Linked DNA regions of Homo sapiens: all the other regions are linked to region 2. Evidence: chromatin loops called from intact Hi-C (ENCODE). Cell type or tissue: ascending aorta. All regions are shown on one strand.

Region 1 (5,000 bases), 60 kb before region 2:
TAACAGAATACACATATTTTCAAGTACATATTGAACATTTACCAAGCTAGACCAAACCCTGCTTCATAAAACAAATGTAAATAAATTCAAATGAAAAAATTAGAAACAGAAAGATAGCGGGAAAAATATCTCCACATCTTGGAAATTAAACAACAAACTGTGTAGTAATCCATGGGTCAAAGAGAAAGTCTCAAGGATATTAGAAAATATTTTAGCTAAATAAAAATGAACATACATTTCAAAATTAGTGGGTTGCCGCTACAGCAATGCTTAGAGGGAAACTTGCAACATTAAATGCTCTTATTAGAAAAAAAGGAAAGGTCTCAAATCAACAACTAATCTCTACCTTAAGAAACTAGAAACAGAAAAGCAAAATAAACTCACAGCAAGAAAGATGGAAATTAGATATAAACACAGAAAGTAATAAAATTAGAAACAGAAAAACAATATAGAAAAATCAACTAAACTAAAAGGTGATTTTTTAAAAGATTGGCAAGGCATGGTGGCTCATGCCTGTAATCCCAGCAGGTTGAGAGGCCAAGGTAAGGGGATCATTTGAGGTCAGGAGTTCAAGACCAGCCTGATCAACATAGTGAAACCCCCGTCTCTACTAAAAATACAAAAATTAGCCAGGCGTGGTGGCGGGCACCTGTAATTCCAGCTACTTGGGAGGCTGAAGCAGGAGAATCACTTGAACCTGGGAGGTGGAGGTTGCAGTGAGCCGAGATCGTGCCATTGCACTTCAGCCTGGGTGACAAGAGCGAAACTCCATCTAAAAAAATAATAAAAATAATAAAAGTTCAATAAAATTGGTAAGTCTATCAAGGGACTGAAAAAGACACGATTTATCAATAGCAGGAATAAGAAGGCCTATCATTAGATATTCCTGAGAAATTCAAAGGGCCATAAGGAAATACTATGAACAATTAGAGCCGCATAAAATCCAACCACTTAGATGAAATGGGCCAATTACTTAAAAACCACGACTACCAAACTCACAAAAGATGAACGAGAAAACCTAGAGTCCTATAACTAAGAAATTGAATTTGTATTTGAAAACCTGAACAGGAAATCTCCAGACCCAGATGATTTCACTGGTGAATTCTGCCAGACATTAAAAGAAGAAATATCACCAATTCTGTTCACACTCTTCCAGAAAGTTGAAGATAAGGAAATACTTTGGAGTTTATTTTATGAGACCAGCATTACCCAAAGACAGTATGAGAAAGGAAATCTACAGAACAGCATTTTTCATAAGTGTAGATACAAAATTTCTCAACAAAACATTAGCAAATTATATCCAACTATATATATTTATATATATTTTAAATTACAATCAAGTGGAGCTTATCTAGGGAATGCAAGGCTATTCAGAATTCAAAAATCAATGTAATCCGTTATGTTATGAAGTTACAAAAGAAAAACCACATGATTATATCAATTGATGCAGAAAAAGACTTTGGCAAAATGCAACATCTATTCATGAAATAAAAATCAATACTGAAATTATAAATCTAAATGTAAAATACGTAAAACTGTAAAACCATAAGAAGAAAAAATAGAAAGTCTTTGTAGTCTATAAGGTTAGGCAAAGAGTTCCTAGACCTAACACCAAAAGTACAACTCGTAAGAGAAAAAATTGTTAAACCTGGACCTCATCAAAATTAAAAACTCACTCTGTAAGTTACTATTAAGAGATTGAAAAGGCAAGCTATAGTCGGGTAGAAAATACTGACAAATCACATTTCTGACAAAAGACTTGTATCCAGAAAATACAAGCAACTGTCAAAACTCAATAGTAAGGAAATAGACAACCCAATTTTAAAATGGGCAAAAGATATGAACAGATGCTTCCTCAAAGAGGGTCTACAGATGTCAAAAAAAGTGAAAAGATGTCCACTGCCATTAGCCATTAGATACATGCAAATTAAACCTCTAATAATGTACCACCGCAACTTTCTTAGATTAGCTAAAATTTAAAGTACTGACAATATTAATTCCCTTTAAGGTTGTAGAACGCTGGATCACTCATACATTGCTGGTAGGGAGGTAAAATGGCATGGCCACTCTGGAAAACGGTTTGGTAGTTTCTTATAAACATATAGTTTCCATATGACCCAGACGTTCTAGTCCTGGATTCTTTACTTCAGAAAAATACAAACACGTTCACTGAAAAACCTGTACACCAATGGGCATAGTAGCTGTATTCATAATTACCCAAACTGGAAACAACCCACATTTCCTCAATGGGTGAATGCATAAACCGGCTGTGGAACACCCGTACAGTAGAAAACTACTCACCAATGAGAAGGCACACGGTATTGACAGACACAAGTTGAATAAATCTCAAAGGCATTATGCTGGGTAGAAGCAGCCAGGCTCAAAAGGTTACATGCTATAGGATTATACTTTTACGACATTCTTGAAAAGAGCATAGGGATGGAGAACAGAACCGAGCTGGCCAGAGTTTTGTGGGAGTGGAGGGCATGAGAGTTTTGTAGAGAGCTCTCTCTCGTCTTGATGGTGATGACGGTTGCATACCTTTATACATGTGCTAAAACGTATAGAACCGTGTCCCCGAAGAAAAAGTCAGGCTCACTGTGTGTTAATTTTAAGGGGAAAAAAAACAAAAACAAAAACAAAAAAACGTTTTAAAGCACCCACCGTCAGCGTCACTTTTTCGAGGCTAATGAAGTTTGACTGAGCCTTGCTTGGCTCTTTCCCTACATCCCCCGCTGGGGGCGGTAGGGAGCAGCAGCGCCGTGCTGTGCTTTGGGGTGGAGGAGCCTCACGGACCCTTCCTGTCTCTACTCACTTCCCCTTTAAGTTGGGTCCCTCATCCTTTCCTGAGGACCCATTTCATTTCCTTTCCCTGTCCCCACTCATCCAAAAGCTCAGACCAGGTTGCTTGGCCTACCATTCACGACTGCGCCGTCGGTCTCCCCGTGCCTCCCCACCCTATCCTTTCCTTCTCCAATTGAGCCCAACTCTGCTGCCAAACTTGACCACCCAGCTTTCCCCTGGGCTGTCCTCTCCACCCCTGACTATGCACCCCTCAAAGCCACCTCATGTTCTTGCCTCTAGGGGCTCCGTGGCTGGGCTCCCTCCTTGGTGAGCACCCTTGGCGATTCGTTGGAACTTCTCACCGGGCAGTATTGTATTGCACCCCCTATACCAGCTTCTGAGGAATGAGTTCCATCTCTTCCTCTAGACACTGAGCTGCTTTTAGTTGAGGGCCAAGACCTCTTCATTGCCGCCTCCTCCATATCGCTTGATGGAGCGCCTTGTGCACAGAAGGTGCTAATCAGAGAATATAGAACAAATACTCTTCCTGTCTCTAATTGCCCTTGTCCAGAGAACCCTCAAGTCAGAAGTGGAAGAGGGTCCTCCTGTCAAAGGGGGAGGGAGTGGGGAGATGTTAGTCAAAGGGTAGAAAGCTTCAGTTAGACAGGAGGAATCAGGTTTTGAGATCTATCACACAGCAGGGTGACTGTAGTTAATAATAACGTACAGTGTTGTATATTTCAAAATTGCAAGGAGAGTAAATGTCAAATGTCTCACCACAAATAAGTGAAGTGACTGATATGGTAATTAGCTTAATTTAATCATTCCATGTTGTATATATATATATCAAAACATCACATTGTACCCCATAAACATGTACAGTTTTTAAGGGTACTGGAAGGTAACCTGTGCCCCACTTCCCTGGAGGTCTGTCTGTATTGCATTTAATAACTGGATGTTTGAGTTCCACCCATGAGTGCCTTTCTGCTCAATCCCCTACTATGTGTATCCAGATAGACTAGTTGGGCTATGTGGCCCACAATCCCCATATCTCAGTAAAGCTGACGTGCTCATCACAGAGCTGCTGGCCCCTTACTATAAAGTGTCCTCACCCAAGGACCCAGGCTGACAGAGGCTTCACCTCCCATTGCCAAGGGAGGTGAATGGAAAAAGGAATGAAACAGATTTTGCACTGACTCTTCATGCTTCTCCCTGGGAACTGACACATGGCACTTGTGCGTACGTGTTCTTGGCCAAGCGAAGGGGCAGGGAAGCACAATCCTGCTCTCTCCAGAAGACAAACTGGAAATATTTGGTGAACAGCAATCCTAACACCACAGGTGACCACGACAGTGGGAAAGGCCACTCCTCCTAGGAGCTGAAGCGAAGGTCGCAGTCTTCCCTTGATTTCCCGCAGTACCCTTCCCCAACGGGGAACACAAACACCAGCCTCCTGTTAGTGTGTGGCACTGTTTCTCTGCACGGTGTGCTTAGTTTTTGTGCTATAAACTCAAGCAGCCAGAATTAGTCACTCTCAGTTCTGTGTTCCCAGAACACTGGGTCCGTAGGTCCATAACAGATCCCGCCACAGTGATTTGGAGGGAGCTGTAGGAAGTGGCAGGAGGGTGCACGGCCTCACAGCGTGGGCACTGGAGCCAGCCTGTGGCACCACTTCCCAGACCTGTGATGGTGGTGAGTTACACAGCCTCTCAGTGCCTCGCTCCTTCCCCTTGGAATGGAAATGCAATAGTACCTGCCTTAAAGGGTTGCCATGAGAATTGAAGGAATGAATGGATGTAAAGCTCTTAACATGGTGCCCGTTACATACATAGTAAGTGCCCAGCAAATATTCCTTGTGTAACCAGACCCAAACTCCCCAAGATGCCCGATGATGGACGCTTCAGAACCAGATAACTTGGGGTTTTTGAGCCCCACATTCAAAAATCAATATCCATGTATATTTAAAACACACACATACCTTCCCTTCCTCCCTCCCTTGGTCTCTCTCTTACTCTCTCTTTCTTAAACTCAATAAGATGATGACAAACAGCCCAACTGGAAAATAGGCAGAAGATTTGAACAAACGCCTCACAAAATAAGATACATAAATGGCCATTAAGCATGTAAAAAGATGTTCGACATTACTAGTCACTAGGAAAATGCAAATCCAAGCCGCAGTAAGGTAACATTTCAACGGCTAAACATTTCAATGCACT
Region 2 (5,000 bases):
GGCTGTGCACACCCTGCTTGAGAAGCTTGGGCGATGCGTTTTATTTTCAAGTAGAATGTGGCAAAGACCACTTACTTTCTCTCCAGCCACCTCCAGATGCGCTTGCAAGCTGTGCCTGCCATTCTTCCAGACTCTCCTGTCCAGTGTGACTCACTTTGCCAACAACGGAGGCCCAGAGTGCTTCTGTCTCCTCCCAGCTGCGCAGGGAAACAGAACCCAGACCAGCTTCTGGATCAGCCCTGTGCCTGGGATTTCTCACTGAAACAAGGTCTCCTGGTGTCATTTCCTCCCAATGCTGTCCTGGGTGACACTTTCCATTTGAGCTGCTTTTTTATATAGGCCCTAGCAACTAGGGGCCGTGTCGGAATAACTTCAGACGAGTCCTTTCACTGTTCTTTAAAAAAAAAAAAAACCACTAGAAAACCACTAGCCCGTGAAGCAGAGTGTTTCATTTCTTGTTACTATACATTGTCTCCCCCACCCACCCGAGTGATCAGGGAGCGCAGATGTGACTCAGCTCACTTCCCAGGAGTCTCTTAAAAGGTTCTGGGCAGAGGCTGGTGAAACTGCCCCAGTCCTCACTGCCTGGATGAGTTCATGGACAAACATGCATGGCGTGTCTGTCCATCTGCATTAGCGCTGAGCAGAAAAGATACGGACGCACAGCAGCTCATGGTAGCAGTCCACGCACGTCGTCCTGCTTGATGACACCGCTAAGAATTAATCCATTTGGGAGGAGAGCAACCAAATCCACCCAGGGCGGAGTCCAGGACAGCAGGCAAGGGAAGGGAAGTAGAGCTGAGCTACCAGGCTTGGGCAGGTAGCAGCAGCCTGGCAGAGCACACTGTGGTGGGGTGGAAGCCTGCACCAGTTGTGCAGGGGCTCTGCCCTTGTGCCCTGCGTAGGAAGCAGTGCAGCCAGGGAACAGACACCTATACTTTCTAGAACTCTTGACTTGGAGCTGTTCACCCCAGTGCGGAACGCAGAGAACCCACCGGACCAAGAGACCACATCCCTGTCCCCTGGAATGGCAGAAGCAGTGGTAACAAAGCCCCTTTCTCTCCCACAGGCCCCTCTGCCTTCCCCATCGTCCTGCGACCTCACACAGCAGCTCCTGCCTCAGACCGTTCTGCAGAGCACGCCCGCTCCCATGGCACAGGTGAGTCTGGGACCCAGGAAAGGGCAGCCCCTCTCAAGCCAGAAGTCCGCAGTGTGCTGCGCTGATGGTCTTGTACACTTAGGTCCCAACCAAGGCCCTGACGTGGGGGAATGTCCCTCCCAATGTGTGTGTGGCCTGTGTCGAGCCATGAGGTTCCCCCCACACCCACCCTCTCGTCTCCAAGTTCTTTTTTCCAGTGTCTGGGGTTTTCTTTTTTTAAATTTCAGTAGTTTTGAGGGAACAGGTGGTGTTTGATTGTATGGATAAGTTCTTTAGGGGTGATTTCTGAGATTTGTGTACCTGTCACCCGAGCAGTGTACACTGTACCCAATATGTAGTCCTTTATGCCTCACATCCCCCCACCCTTGCCCCACCAGTCCCAAAGTCCATCATTTCATTCTTATGCCTTTGTGACCTCATAGTTTAGCTCCCACTTAGAAGTGAAAACATACGATATTTGGTTTTCCATTTCTGAGTTGCTTCATTTAGAATAATGACCTCCAGCTCCATCCAAGTTGCTGCAGAAGTCCAGAGTCTGTTTTTTTAATTCTTTTAACAGTCTCTGTTCACCTCTTTGCCACTTTTCCACATTCCTCTTGTTCTTTACGACTCCAAATTGGCCATGGTATTTTAGAAAAGGTCTGAATTGGGCTGCATGTCATAGAAAGACTGAAAGGATCTAAAAGCCGTGAGTCCAGCACTATAAATATCACATTTGTTTAAAAAAAAAGAAAGAAAGAAAGAAAGAAAGAAAAGAAAAGGATTACGGCTTTGCTGAGTAATTCCATCCTTGTTTCAACAACATTCGGTGAGTTACTATTTGGGTCAGTCAGTGAGCGAGGTGTTAGGGATGTAAAGATGTAAGTCAGCCCTTGCTTTTAGTTCTCAGAACTAAAGGGAGAGACAGGCATGTAAACAGAGACGCCGCCGTGGCAGGGCATGCGTTTTTATAGAACCGTGAAGGAAATATTCTACCCAGGGAAGTCTGACGTGGCTTCCTGGAGGAGGTGACGCTTGAGTTGGCCCCGGAAAGGTGGGTAGGAGGTTGCCAGATGGTTTGGCAGGGGGACAGCAGGGATGTGCTTCAGCAGGGAGTTCTGAACACGGGGAGTGACAAACCCTGCCCAGGCCTGAGCTCTGACTTCAGTTCCCTCATAGGAGACTTAGCTCTGCCCAGACCATGGCCACAGGCTAGAGCTGCGTCCCAGACGGCAGTTCAGCAGCAGGTGCCCCTCTCTGTCTTGGCACACATCTGTCACCACTGATGAAAACTATTTCGGAACATATGCCCTCTTAGTGGGGGTCTCTCATGCATTCCTGGAGTAAGACACATGCTAACGCGTGCTGCTTGCCAGAGTCAGGCTTGAAGATTGGTGTAAAAAAGCTACCCTTCTGGAATCTACTCATTAAAACTGCCTATATTCACCCTCATTAGGCCAAAAGAAAAAAAAACCTGAATACTGTTTTTCTCTTTAAATTTCCAAGGCCTATTTGGTAAGAAATTAGTAACCTTTTAATCCAAAGGGGCATAAAATGAAAATGTCTTTAACTTCTGGGTCTTGCATTATGAAGAATGTCTGTGTTTACAAGACACGATGGTGTGATGCAGTCTCTTTTGGAATTCTGATTTTTCATTTATTGAACTTCTTAGTCTGTCATGTGTACTATATTTAATAATAACTATATATATATATATATATATATTTTTTTTTTTTTTTTTTTTTTTTTTCTGAGACGGAGTTTCACTCTTTTTGCCCAGGCTGGAGTGCAATGGCACCATCTTGGCTCACTGCAACCTCCACCTCCTGGGTTCCAGCGATTCTTCTGCCTCAGCCTCCCAAGTAGCTGGGATTACAGGAATGCACCACTACCAGGAATGCACCACTACACCCAGCTAATTTTGTATTTTTTGTGGAGACGGGGTTTCGCTGTGTTGGCCAGGCTGGTCTTGAATTCCTGACCTCAGGTGATCCGCCCACCTCAACCTCCCAAAGTGCTGGGATTACAGGCGTGAGCCACCACGCCCAGCCAATAACTATATTCTTTAAGACATCCCTGCATAATACTGACTTTCCAAGTCACACAGTTCTTCCCACTTCATGTGAAATACCCACTTCATGTGAAACAACGAGATTCTGGGATTTTTCTCTCACTCCCCTCACCCTTCAGGGAAAGAAGGGAAAAATGAAATCCAAAATCTGAGGAGCGGTTATCTGGGTAACTGGTGGTTTTCCAAAAAAGCCTCTTTCTTCATACTATGGTTCTAAAATGTCTTTAAATTAGAGTAGCTCTCTTTATCAAAAACATCACCATCAAGAAGGTAAGGAGGGCCTAATGATGGGGTGTCTGGGAGGCCTTGAAAAAATCCGAATAACGTGAGAGGCAGCCACCACCTCCTAACCCAGCCCATCGCCACTCCCTTTCCAAGCCAACTGGGCACCGATGAGCCGCCTCCACTGCAGGTGGAAGGGGCAACGCTGAGTTTCCCGACTTCGTAGAACCTGCCAGAGAAGCTTTTGTGTTTCGTTAAATACTTGGAATAGCTCGTTTGCTTTCTCCGTTGAATTCCCTTTCAAAATCCTCACAGAGTGGTCTGATTAGTCACAATCTGACTGGGATTTTTGTGAGTCTGGGATAGCGCAGGGTTTTTTTTAATTTTTGTTATTTTTGTTTATATATATATTTTTTGAGACGGGGTCTCACTCTGTTGCCCAGGCTGGAGTGCAGTTGTGCAATCTCGGCTCACTGCAACCTCTGCCTCCCGGATTCAAGCAATTCTCCTGCCTCAGCCTCCCGAGTAGCTGAGATTACGGGTGCCCACCACCACGCCTGGCTAATTTTTGTATTTTTTAGTGGAGATGGGGTTTTGCCATGTTGGCCAGGCTGGTCTCAAACTCTTGATCTCAGGTGATCCGCCCACCTCGGCCTCTCAAAGTGCTGGGATTACAGGCATGAGTCACCGCCCCAGGCCCAGCACAGGTATTTTTAAATGCATGGGTAGCAACAGAACCTTCCTTTTAAAGGAAGTCTGAGGTCAAAGCCACTCTGGTCAAGATGGGAGTGTCTTGTGGGCAAAACTTCTTGGCCTTGCTCAGCTCCTAAGACTTGGGATTTACATGTTGGTGCTGCCACCATCTCGCTGTGTGATTTCCAGCAGGGTGCAGCCTCTTGGGGTGGCATGGGCTCGTCGTGAAGCACAACACACGTACCTCTACTTGCCTGGGGCAGCAGCTGGCACCTGAGGGTCTCTGCACATGTCAGCACCTGCTATTCTTACTCTTACTGGTTCTTTTTATTATTATTTTGCTGCTTCAAAAGCTATGCTTTCAGTTATTTCATCCTGTTTCTCAACTCTCCTGCTCTCCTTGCCTCCCTGTGTCTGGGAGGTCAAAGGGCAGAGGAAAAGAGAGAGGCCCTGGGGGCATTTGCAAAAGACAGCGGGCAGGAAACAGACTAGGGAGATTGTTGGGCTAGAGATTGAGGGAGTGGAGGTTAAATCATGGTAAAAAGGGAGAAAGAGAAAAACAGAATGAATCTAGCAAACTCATTTGCCTCAAGATATGGGAGTCATAGCCCCGAAGAGCCCAGAGCAGGGGCTGCAGGCCCCTCCTGCCATCCCTCCCAAACAGTGTTTCCTGGAAGCGGAGGAGCCTGTGTTGAGGGAGACGGGACAGGAGGCAGAGACTACCTGCAAGTTTCCTAAGGCCAGCCTCCTTCCCCAGAAAGGATTAAGGGTCCAAAGGAAGGGGAGACCCAAAACAATCACCGTGTCTTTACCCCGAGGTCAGTCACACTGGAGAGGGGGCCCTCGGGGCAAAGACTGGGTGATTGTTTTGTTCGT
Region 3 (5,000 bases), 220 kb before region 2:
AGGAGCAGCCCTGAGACTGAGCACAGAAGGAGGGAGTCCTGCCTGCTGGGAGTCAGGAATTCAGGAACCAGTGACAGGCATCTCAGGCTTGAACCAGGGGGATGCTCGAAATAAAGTTGTATTCATTGTTCCAACTACGCACAGAGGGTCTTTGCTAGGCTTCTGGATCCTCTTTCTCAGTCCTTCAGGCATTATCTGCTAATCTTTAGGTAAAGAATTCTAAATGAGCATTCATTTCCTCCTACATGAAGCCACAATAGCCCATGGATTTCTATTTTTCAAGTCCATTGGACACACTAGTGAGTTTTAATGTCCAAGTCTTACACAGTCCACAAAGGACAAAGCTTCCAAGATTCGTTTAAGGCCAGAACAGGGAGAAGTTTGAGTTGGAGAAGAACCTGCTTATACCTAGCTTTTAAGCAACTAACTTTCCACATTCTTTGCAATGAAATGTCAGCCTTTCTTTCAGATAGTTGGTATATGGGTAGATTTGCTTAGAGATGCTATCTTATATACTTCTATTTTTTGTCCCTTAAGAAGCTGAAAGAGGAAGAAAGTCTCTTCTACTGACCCTAGGAATCTCTCCAGAAATATTTTGGCAGATTCTTTTACTCAAAGGCTGTCCATTGATTTTTAAGACAAACAAAGCAACAAACAAAAAGCAAAACCTAGTTTTGTTAACATTCAACAATCCTAAATCTTCAATCCCAGGAGTAGCCTCCATTTATTTTTCTTGCACTGGTTTATGATTTTTCTATTTTCACTGTGTCTTATGAAAATAAAACATGTTAGAGTTTTAACAAGACATCAGTTTCCAGTAGATAATATTGGCATGAAGTTAACCTTTACATTTATTTGTATTTTTTCCTGGTATGTTCAATATTTCTTATAGCACCAGATGGGTTGCATTTATCACCTATTCTAGCCTTTGCCCTGACTGATTTTTTTTATTTCATAATCAGCAAGCTCTGCAAAAACAAACAAAAAAGAACTGTCAAGTTATAAAAGTTGTTTTATTCAAGACTATTTTAATTTAGTTAAGTATTTTTCTTTCCAGTTTTCTCAGATGTTCTCATATGAGATGATAGGAAAGGACTAAATGATGCACAACTTTACATTTGTGGAATACATACCACGTGTAAGGCACTGCTTTCAATTGCAGTCATAGAAAACTTAGCTCTGAATAATAGCATGAACAATAAAGAAGGTTTACTACCTCACATCACAGAAGTCCCAAAGTAGGATCATTCCTAGTTGGCTAATTCAGTGACTCAGTGCCATCAAAGCCACCATCCCATTTTGCCATCCTGGGGCTCCGCTTGCAGTCACAATATAGCTGTCATTCTCAAGATGATAATGCTCAGTAGAAGAGGCTGACTCTTCCACTGGGTCTCTTTCTATGAATGAGGAAACCTCTCCAAGAATGTCCCAAGCAGATGTTTCCTCATATCATATCAGCCACAATTCCCTCCAAGCCTCAACTCACCACCGACAAAGGAATTGGACTAGCTAATTCCCTTGGAGATGTTCCTGGCTGCACAAAGCTGAGCTAAACCAGAAGGAAGAGTTAAACCAGAAGGAAGGGACATGGATGCGAGTGAACGTTCAGAAGGGATTGCTACATATAATTCATTTCACTTAGTCCCCACAACAACCTTATGAGGTAACCACTATTATCCCCATTTGATAGAGGGGAAACTGAAGCCTAGGAATTTTAAATCCTTTGCATGATTATCCACACATAAATATAACAGGACCAAGTTTCAAGAATTGTCTTCCTAATGAATTCAAACTCGATTGGAGCCATTTCACATTCTTACTTAGAGGTTACAGTGCTTCTCTGTTTTAATAATTAAGTCAAAATTAGAAAGCTGAAGGCACAGAAACCACAGAGCTTAAGAATTGGGAAGGACCTTTGATGTCTCACCCAATACAACATTTAAACAAGTGGTTACTGAGCGTCCACCTTGTGAAGCACCAAATTGGAATTTGTTGAACCTGCCAAGACAAGCAAGATGTGGTCCCTGTGCCCAGGGCTCACCAACTAGTAGGCAGAATGAGAAAGCTATATAAGTAATAATACAACATGGAAGAATATATTAAGTCCTAAGAGAGGTACCCAAAAGCACTAGGGCAGGGAGCAGTGTTCAGAAAAAAAGGAATGCTAACCATAAAAGGTTGTCATGGAAAAGGTAGGATTTGGCAAGGTGCCTTAGAGGTAACATTTCAACAAACAAAGAGGGGTGGAAGGGAAGTGGACCCCAGGATGGGAACCCCATGCAGGAACAGCCGTATGGACAAAATATCAGGAAGTTAAATTTGATTTCAGTGCAGAAGACAAATCACCTTGGAAAGCAAGGCTTGAGCGGTTGATTTTAAACACATTGGAAACTGAGGGAGAAATTTGAGGTTTTTGATGAGGTGTGGCATGATCGAAATTGCCTTTTATAAAGGTTAGTCTGGCAACACTGTATGTAGTAGGGTGTTCTGTGCATCTCCTGTGATGTTTAGGCTGCAAAGAACGGAAAACCCAACTCAGTATGACTTGACCAACAAAGGCATTTACTAACTCATTCAAAAGATGGTTGAGAAGTTGAGGTGTCCCAGTGTTGGTTCTTTCAGTAGCAGCCTTCCATCTTTCTGCTCTGCCATTCTCAGAATGTCAGCATTCTACTCAGTGTAGCTCCCTCTAAGAAAGGGGCTGCCTCAGTTCCCAGATCTGGCAATCATATGTAACGATATCCAGAGGAAGAAGAAAAGATCTCTTCCTGCTATCTCTCTCAGGAATGAGGGAATCATTCACGGAAGCTTCCAGGAGACTTCCCCTTACAACTCACTGGCCAGAGTTGAGTCAGATGTCCTGGCCTAAACCAATCATGGATAAAGAGAATGGGACCACCACAACTGGCTTCACCTGATTTTTATTTACACCTGAGAAATTGGGAGGAAGGCTGGACTCCCCAACAAAAGTAGAATTCTGCAAATAAGGAAGAAGGAAGAAACAGGTGCTGAGGAGTCAATAAATGGGGCCTACATATGTTCCATGAGGGAGGAATTTGAAGCAAAAACATGACCCAGAAGGAAATGGCATCATTCTAGCTAAGAAATAATGGCTACCTAACTGAGGTCACTTTTACAGAAATGGAAAGGGAAATTTTTCTTATATGACATAGGATTCCTGGGTTCATTATATTCTCTGCTTGATTATCTTTAATGATGAAGGGCTCTCAACTTCCTGATGCTACCATATGCTATTATTTAACAGCCTTTGGTATTGAGCCAAAAGCCCTGGCTCTTTTCCACAGGAAATATTTCCAAGCCACGAATTCCCCATTTTGTATTTATCCAACTGAGTTTTTCATCTTAAATGGTCTCTACTTGTATCCCCTTAAAATGTAGTTTTGTTGGTTTTATAGTACAATATTCCAGCCTGATCTTTCAACAACATTGATTAGCTCTGTTGTGTATCGGTACTAGGCACTAGGTCCTAGGCACTGACAATAGGTAAAGAAGAAGCTCACAGACTAGTGGGGTGGTGAACACATGGACAAGCAGTTACAAACCTCGTGTGACGATGCTGTGGCATCAAGTAGGGTTAACCAACGTGTGGACTCCAGACCACCTACCTGAGAATCTGATTGGCACTCATTAAAAGCACATGTTCCTGACCTCCCCAAAGCCCACCAGGAGTGGAAACCACCAGCACTGTATTAGTCCATTTTCATACTGCTATGAAGAAATACCTGAGACTCGGTAATTTATAAAGGAAAGAGGTTTAATTGACTCACACTTCCACATGGCTGGGGAGGCCTCAGGAAACTTACAATTATGGCAGAAGGGGAAGCAAATATGTCCTTCTTCACATGGCAGCAGGAGAGAGAAGTGCTGAGTGAAGGGGGAAAAGCCCCTCATAAAGCCATCAGATCTCATGGCTCATCACCTCTCACAAGGTCCCTCCCCCAACACGTGGAGATTATAATTCAGATTACAATTCAAGATGAGATTTGGATGGGGACACAGAGCCAGACCATATTAAGCACTTAAAACAGCATTCTGGTTGATTCTTACGCATGTTATGTTGGCTACCTATCAAGAGATGGAGCGGAGAGACACAAACATGGATATAAAGCTCTGGGACCTTTGAATAGTGAATCTGTCCTCCAACCCATGACTCATCTTTCCTGGCCTACGGCATTTGCAAAGAGGATAAACAAACTTCCAGAGCTTCTCTCAAGTCCCTGATGAGAGTGTTGATGAGAAAAAACAGGCAGTGAGACTCCTTAGGACTTCACAGAATCAGAAATCAGCACTCTCAGGTGGAGCTGTCCCACCAGCAGTGAATTCACTGCACTGTCCTGGATTCAGACTATATTTCAACCTTTTTTTTTTTTTCAAAAGGAGTCATGGGAAACAGTGTCTAATATCTTGCTAAAGCCAAGATTGATGACATCCATGACATGCCACTGCTCTTTGTGCCTCAGACACCCTGCTTCAGTTCCATGGAAAAGAGCCTTCTTCCTGACCCACCTGGTTGAGTAGAGACTTTGACTAACACCGGAAAACTAATCTCTGCAGCCTTAACATTGGAGGTTGCGCTGGGAAGACCAAAAGCAGGAATTTGGCCTAGTAAATTACCTACTGTTTGAACTAAAGAGAAACAACATTGTTACTCACCTAGCCCATCACAATCTGTCACCTGGACAAGCACAACAAGCTCCTAACAGGTCTCTGCTTATATTGTCATCCTTGTAGTAAACTCTTCATCCAGCAGTCAGAGAGAGCCCTGTGCCAACCAATGACTTTCCATTGTAAGCATAAAAAAGCCAACCCTCTTGAGAAAGACTTCAAGGTTTATGTGGCCCCTGACCATGCTCTGACCTCATTTCCAGCTACTCTTCCCCTCAGTCACTATGCTCTAGCCACACTGACCTTCTCTCTGCACTTTAATTTCAGGGACGTTGTGCTTATCAGTTGCTGTGCTCAAAAGCTCAGGACATTCT

What was found. Peaks named below come from ENCODE experiments on the same cell type or tissue, not always from the same donor. Only the 100,000 strongest peaks of a DNase experiment are listed, where the experiment ranks them.
Region 1: it touches region 2 in a loop (2.3-fold over the local background); 5 of 110 quality-filtered maps call a loop at or near these places.
Region 3: a loop joins it to region 2, with 2.8 times the contacts of the local background. A loop is called at or near these places in 2 of 110 quality-filtered maps.

The regions. Positions count from the first base shown.
Region 1 is chr2:100,916,754-100,921,753 of GRCh38, forward strand. The region is part of intron 2 of NPAS2 (neuronal PAS domain protein 2); the gene reads left to right. Among named protein-coding and RNA genes, the nearest start is that of NPAS2-AS1, 58 kb to the right of the region's middle. RefSeq lists an enhancer at 4,894-5,000 and a silencer at 4,894-5,000. In ascending aorta, a CTCF peak has its summit at 2,728; no DNase peak of the experiment used is centred here.
Region 2 is chr2:100,976,641-100,981,640 of GRCh38, forward strand. NPAS2 (neuronal PAS domain protein 2) reads left to right here. Exons shown (of 21, transcript NM_002518.4): 15 at 1,070-1,159. It overlaps NPAS2-AS1 (NPAS2 antisense RNA 1), which reads right to left and starts at 521. Exons shown (of 3, transcript NR_110213.1): 1 at 76-521. In ascending aorta, no CTCF peak of the experiment used is centred here; a DNase peak (open chromatin) is centred at 2,191; H3K4me3 peaks cover 1,247 bases; H3K27ac peaks cover 4,422 bases.
Region 3 is chr2:100,753,664-100,758,663 of GRCh38, forward strand. No RefSeq gene overlaps it. Among named protein-coding and RNA genes, the nearest start is that of NPAS2, 64 kb to the right of the region's middle. In ascending aorta, no CTCF peak of the experiment used is centred here; a DNase peak (open chromatin) is centred at 2,008; H3K27ac peaks cover 432 bases.